Linked DNA regions of Homo sapiens: region 1 is linked to region 2. The links are chromatin loops, found by intact Hi-C in ENCODE. Cell type or tissue: psoas muscle. All regions are shown on one strand. Links, peaks and the distances in the headings refer to the core of each region. The heading gives the core; the rest is flanking DNA.

Region 1 (2,852 bases), core at 1-2,500, 240 kb after region 2:
CTGCTGCTGATGCACCTGCTGCCGCAAGACCTGCTGCTGCTAAAGGTCAGGCCTCCCCTACGGCCCACTTGGTCCTAGGCCTTCCCCTCTTGGTGGTAGGAATGGCCCATCCCTGCCCATGCTCTACCTCTGAAACCTCCTGGGTAGTAGGTGTGGCCTTGCCCGGTCTTTGGCTAGGCCCCTGCCCATGTGCCTGGCTCTCCTGAGGCCACATGGGTGCCTTTTTCTCCCAGCCCTGCCAGTCTTCCTACTGCTACTGTCAGGAGGTGCTGGACCGGCTCATCCAATGCGGGCTCCTGGTTGCTGAGGAGGTAGGCAGGGCAGTTGGAGACAAGATCCTTGCCTGGAGCCTGGCCTCCTCCAGCCTCCCACCCTGAGTGCCAGCTGCCCCAGGCTCCTCCTCTGCCCCGTGTGTGCTGTGGGGGTGGGCAGCCCCTGGCCTTGCAGCGGGGAAGCCTAGCTCGCACCTCTGCTCCCTGTGCCTTGGGATATAGCCACCTATGCCCCGGTTCTGTGTGTCTCTCTGGATAGCACTGGACATGTGTGCCTCTGAGGTTCTCTGCACACCTCCTGCTCCCCACATTTCTTGGCCACAGGGCTACTGCCCTTGAGGGTGGGAATTCACTTCCTCTCACTCTGCAAGTTGGCCCAGCAGGTGCTGGGGCATGGCTCTGGCCATCCTCTTGGGTCTCTAGGTCTGCTTTTACTGGTTTCACCTGCATGTACCTGGTCTGGGGGTGTAGGGTTGATCCCTGGCCAGCTTGTCAGAGAACAATGGCTCCACGGCCCCTAGACCCCAGGCTCCCGGCCAGCCTGTGACACAGGGCGACAGCGATTGAGCAGAAAGCTGCTGTGGAAACCGAGTGGGGACTTTACTGATAGTGACAGTGATGACTTCGGAGAGGCTGACGGCCGGTACTTCAGGGTGTGTTTCAAAAAGCTGCCCCTGGAGGGAGGTGGTAGGGAGGCGGTGGGGAGCTGCACTCACCCCGGCCTGTCCCCTCCAGCTCAGCCAGCAGTCACACTGCCCAGATTTCTTTCTTTTCCTCTGCCGCCTGCTCAGCCCGCTGCTCAAGGCCTTTGCACAGGCTGCCGCCTTCCTCCGCCAGGGCCAGCTGCCCGATACTGGTGAGGCCCTTGTTCCCTTGCAGTCCTCGAGGCAGGCTGTGTCTGTGCTGGGTGCCAGGTCTAGGTCTTCTCTCTTCTGCAGAGTTGGGCTACACAGAGCAGCTGTTCCAGTTCCTGCAGGCCACCGCCCAGGAAGAAGGGATCTTCGGTGAGTCCCAACCAGTCAGCCCAGGCTCCTGCAGGCAGTGGTGTTTGCTGGTGGCTGCTGCCCCCTGCAGGACAGTGACAACCCAACTCTAGGAAGGCAGGCTGCAGAGTACAGTCTTCTGTCCAGTCAGAGCTCTATCCCTCCCTGGGCTTCTTTAAACAAGAGGAGAGAAGCCTGTGCCCAGTGGCTCTCTGTTCTCCCTACCTAGAGCCTTCACTTCTCTCTTCTTTCCAGAGTGTGCGGACCCAAAGCTCGCCATCAGTGCTGTCTGGACCTTCAGAGACCTAGGGGTGAGAGGAGCCACTGTCACCATCTTCTGTCCCCCTGCTCCCACCCCAATAGAGTAGCTCAGGGAAACCCAGCTATGTCCCCATCACTCCACAGGGCTGGCCTGATGGTGCCTCATTAAGACCCTGGGATTTACTTGGTGTCTTCCAGCAACAGATTTGGTGATGGGTTGGAGAAGGTGGGATGGTTTCCTGCCTCTTGGTCTCCCAAATCACTGGCTCATCTTTCTAGGTGGGGTATTGGGACTGCTTTGCGGCAGCATTTGCACGCAAACATTGAGGTCTAAGGGGCCAGAGGTCTCAAGGCAGGTTTCTGGGGGACAGGCCTGGCCCCTGGGCCATGTGTACACAGTCCCTGTGGTGAGCGCACTCACGGCTTATCTTCCATGGCCCAGGTTCTGCAGCAGACGCCGAGCCCTGCAGGCCCCAGGCTCCACCTGTCCCCTACTTTTGCCAGCCTGGACAATCAGGAAAAACTAGAACAGTTCATCCGGCAGTTCATTTGTAGCTAGAACTGTGAGGAGGAGCCTGTGCTGAGACTTCTCAGCCCCAGAACACAGCTGTGTCCTAGAGCCAGAAGATGGAGAGGAGGCTGCAAACCCTTAGCTGCTCTATAAATATAATCATTGAGGCTTGATTGTCCCTTGCCATCTCTTGCTTTTTCCCTTCTTTGATGTGATAAACAAGGGGACGAGACGAGTTGTCTTTTCCCCAGCCCAGCAGCATCTTTTTGGTGTATGTGTGTGTATTTGCTCTCTTCTTCCCCAGTCCCACAAAATGCCCTAACTTGTCCCATGAAACAAAGCCCAAACGAAGACAAACAGCAGAAGCCAAGCTGCTGCTTTGACCCGACGAATTTATTGAAGAGAGCTCTGTCCTTCTCCCTTCTACCGAGAAGAGGCGGCTTGCAGGGCTGGCACCTGTCCACACCTGTCACTGGGCCTTTCCCTGGGCTAGGCTGAGTGGGAGCAGATGCCCTCATCCTATGTGCAGGGCCTGTGCAGGAGCCATCACACCACCTTGTTGATGATGACACCTAGTTCTTCAATCTCACACTGGACTTCATCCCCCTTCTGCAACAGAGCAGGCCATGAGAGTGTCAGCCCTTCCGTCAGACACACGTACACAAGCCTGTACTTCTCAAGTCTGAGCCAAGCCTGCCAGCCCTTTGGGGCCCTTGCTCTCTTTGCTTTTCACTAACCTACCTTGAGAAAGACAGGAGGTTTCCTGAATACACCGACACCTGGGTGGAGGTGGGGGGGTCCCAGTCAGGATGACATCCCCTGGGT
Region 2 (2,901 bases), core at 302-2,801:
CTCTCCCTTTTCTTTGTACCTACTGGTTTTTTGGTACCCAGTGGGCCTTCAGACATGTAGTATCCTGTGTGACTGTGCTGATCCTCAGGGCCTAACAGATATCCTGACCTGAGAGCCTGGAGTATTCCACATCTCAAGAGGGAGCAGAGCTGTCAAGCACAGATGTGGTGCATATAGAGTTTTTTTTTTTTTTTTTTTAAATGAGACAGACTCTTGCTCTGTCACCCAGGCTGGAGTGCAGCGGCGCCATCTCAGCTCACTGCAACCTCCGCCTCCCGGGTTCAAGCAATTCTCCTGTCTCAGCCTCACGAGTAGTTGGAATTACAGGTGCTCCACCATGCCCAGCTAATTTTTGTACTTTTCGTAGAGATGAGGTTTCACCTTGTTGACCAGGCTGATCTCAAACTCCTGACCTCAGGTGATCCACCCACCTTGGCTTCCTAAAGTGCTGAGATTACAGGCATGAGCCACCGCTCCTGGCCACATGTAGATACTTCCAGAGGGAGAACAGACCCTGCCAGGTCTCTGCCGGTGATGGGAGTTGGGCAGCCAGCAGGCCCTGGAGCAGCCTTACCATTTCTCAGCCCCTGCCTGAGTGCCACATTTTGACATTATGCTAAGCACACCCCATGCCTGCTTTTTTCCTCCTAAACAGCATCTTTATTTGGTAGGTACTGTTTCAGCCCCACTTCAAAAGGTCCCAGCTCAGGGAAGCTAGGTAGTTTGCTCAGCTAATCTGAGTGGACATTGACTCCAAAGTCCATACTCTTACTGCAACACCTTAGTGAGCTCCGAGTTTATTTCCCATCAAAGCTGCCTGAGGCTTATCACTTTCCTATTCTAGTTGAGTTTTATCATAAGCCCAGCCAAAGCTGTGCTTTTTGTCATAACTTCATCGCCTCAGTGTTGAGGCTTTAGTTGGTGATCCCAGGGCAAAGCCACTCTCCCATTGTCATTCACAAAGCTTCAGAGGCTTTAGCCAATGAAAGCTGGCTCCAAAGAACCCATCCTGGGCTGGGTGTGGTGGTTCACTCCTGTAATCTCAGCACTTTGGGAGGCTGAAGCAGGAGGCCAGCAGGATCACTTGAGTCCAGGAGTTCAAGGCTGCAGTGAACTATCGTCGTGCCTCTGCACTCCAGCCTGGGTGACAGAGTGAGACCCTTCCTTTAAAAAAAAAAAAAAAAGACCTCATCCTGGGTTTTCTCCACTGCCCCTGCAAGCGGTGCCTGCTTCTCACACAGCTCTCAACCTGGCCCTGGGTGGAGATAGACTCACACCTCTAGACCCCAGAAAGAGGGGCCGCAGATAGTCATTTCTTCTGAGCCTTTCTGCCTCTCAAGTGTGGCCACCAAAGGGCACTGGCAACAGCCCCAGGAAGCATCTTTGGAGAATGAGGAAGTTGGGGAGTAGAAGTCAGGTGAATCACAATTGACAGCAGCCACTGGAAGATCAAGGGCCTTCCAGGGAGAGCCTGTGTGCCTGATAGGTGGTGACTGGGGCAGCTGACACTGCCAGGCCCTGCGGGGCCTGTTGGTGTCTGTGGGATAACCTGGCTGGGCACTAGAGGGCTCTGTTAAGAGGCCTGTGTCGCAGGCCTGTCTGGAAGCTAAAAAGGTCACAGTGAGGAGACGCTGAGCAGGTTGCACAGATGCATAAAGAGGGATTGGGGCATTGGGGAAGTGTCTCTAATTCAGAGGGACTCCAGCAAGAAGGGAGGCGGGGTGGGACAGAAGTCCTTTTAAGCCTTTCTGCCTGCAGACTGTTTGGGTCAGGAGTGGTTAGAGCAATGGGCAGATAGACAGGAAGAGGCAGGACCTTCAAAACAAATCTAGCCTGGTGACTCACCAGTGACCTTGAGCAAAGTCAGTTCCATGGGATCCTATTACAGCTGCCTACTTCCCTGATGACTAGAGGGCACCGCCAAGCAGTGTTTACCAAAATCAACAGGCCAGAGCACAGCTGGAAGGTAGGAGGTGTTCTGTGTCTAGCCAGGGCATCGTGGACTGCACCACTGGCTTGAATTTCAAGTTAGGGTCCTGCGTTGCATGCCATTTCTCTCTCGAATAAAATCCTACATACATAACCTTCAGGGGTTTTCTTTAGCAATCCCCTCATGGGAGCAGGTGCTTGTTGCCTTCCCTGCTGTACCGACGTCTAGGAAGGGAGGAGAGAAAGACATTGAGATACTGACTCCAGAAGAGTCTCTGAGCTGGGCTCCAAGCCTGTCTAGGATAACTGCCTGTTCTTCCGGTGTGCTCTGAGACCCTCTGAGGAAAACCCACCTGTTACATGGGGCAGGCCCCTGGGGTATCTGTTAACGTTACCCAAAGGGAATTTCATATTTGGTTTTCTCACTAACCCTGAGGGTTTACTCACAGCTTTGGAGTGGGGAAAGGCAGTTATATTGAAACAAAACCTATTGGAGTTTTAGGTCAAAAGTCTCTTCTCTCTATCATATTGTCATACTTGTAGGGTAGGCCCTTAGTCTGGCTTTAGTAGGCCTTGGTCCACACGGGCTGACGTGTGGTCAAGGAAGTCTTGGTAGAAGAAGGAAAGGCATGCTGAGGTGACACACTGGCCCAGCTGAAACAGCCTCTGGTTAATAACAGCACAGGTGGCTGCTCTTTCATGGGCACGGTGTCAGCTGACCCAGCATGCCCTGGTGGTGGGTGGGGCAGATGTTATTGTTTTCATTTGATAGATGAGAGAACAGAGGTCCAGCGCACTCAAGGGACTTGCTCAAAGTAACACAGTCTCTGCTAGAGCTAGGATTCGGCGCCAGGTCCCAAGCCTTTCCGGTGTCCTGACCACTTCCTAGAGCAGGCTCTGATGGTTGCAATGCTGCAGGAGCTTAGACACCATGCCTGGCAGGTTTTGCCCAATAATTCCCCATGTGAGGAC

What was found. A loop is a pair of places that touch in the nucleus more often than their neighbours do. Peaks named below come from ENCODE experiments on the same cell type or tissue, not always from the same donor. Only the 100,000 strongest peaks of a DNase experiment are listed, where the experiment ranks them.
Region 1: a loop joins it to region 2, with 3 times the contacts of the local background. A loop is called at or near these places in 10 of 110 quality-filtered maps.

What each region holds. Positions count from the first base shown.
Region 1 is chr2:96,021,382-96,024,233 of GRCh38, reverse strand. It overlaps GPAT2 (glycerol-3-phosphate acyltransferase 2, mitochondrial), which reads left to right. Exons shown (of 22, transcript NM_001321527.2): 16 at 1-45; 17 at 234-311; 18 at 794-925; 19 at 1,008-1,128; 20 at 1,211-1,276; 21 at 1,511-1,566; 22 at 1,959-2,288. The coding sequence ends at 2,075. It also overlaps the pseudogene FAHD2CP. Among named protein-coding and RNA genes, the nearest start is that of GPAT2, 12 kb to the left of the region's middle. In psoas muscle, for the core only: a CTCF peak has its summit at 1,337 (motif pointing left); a DNase peak (open chromatin) is centred at 1,313.
Region 2 is chr2:96,259,560-96,262,460 of GRCh38, reverse strand. The region is part of intron 2 of TMEM127 (transmembrane protein 127); the gene reads left to right. Among named protein-coding and RNA genes, the nearest start is that of TMEM127, 5.0 kb to the left of the region's middle. RefSeq lists enhancers at 1,272-1,521, 995-1,926, 1,927-2,860, 1,109-2,901. In psoas muscle, for the core only: a CTCF peak has its summit at 1,557 (motif pointing right); DNase peaks (open chromatin) are centred at 1,540, 1,910 and 2,620; H3K4me3 peaks cover 2,217 bases; H3K27ac peaks cover 2,500 bases.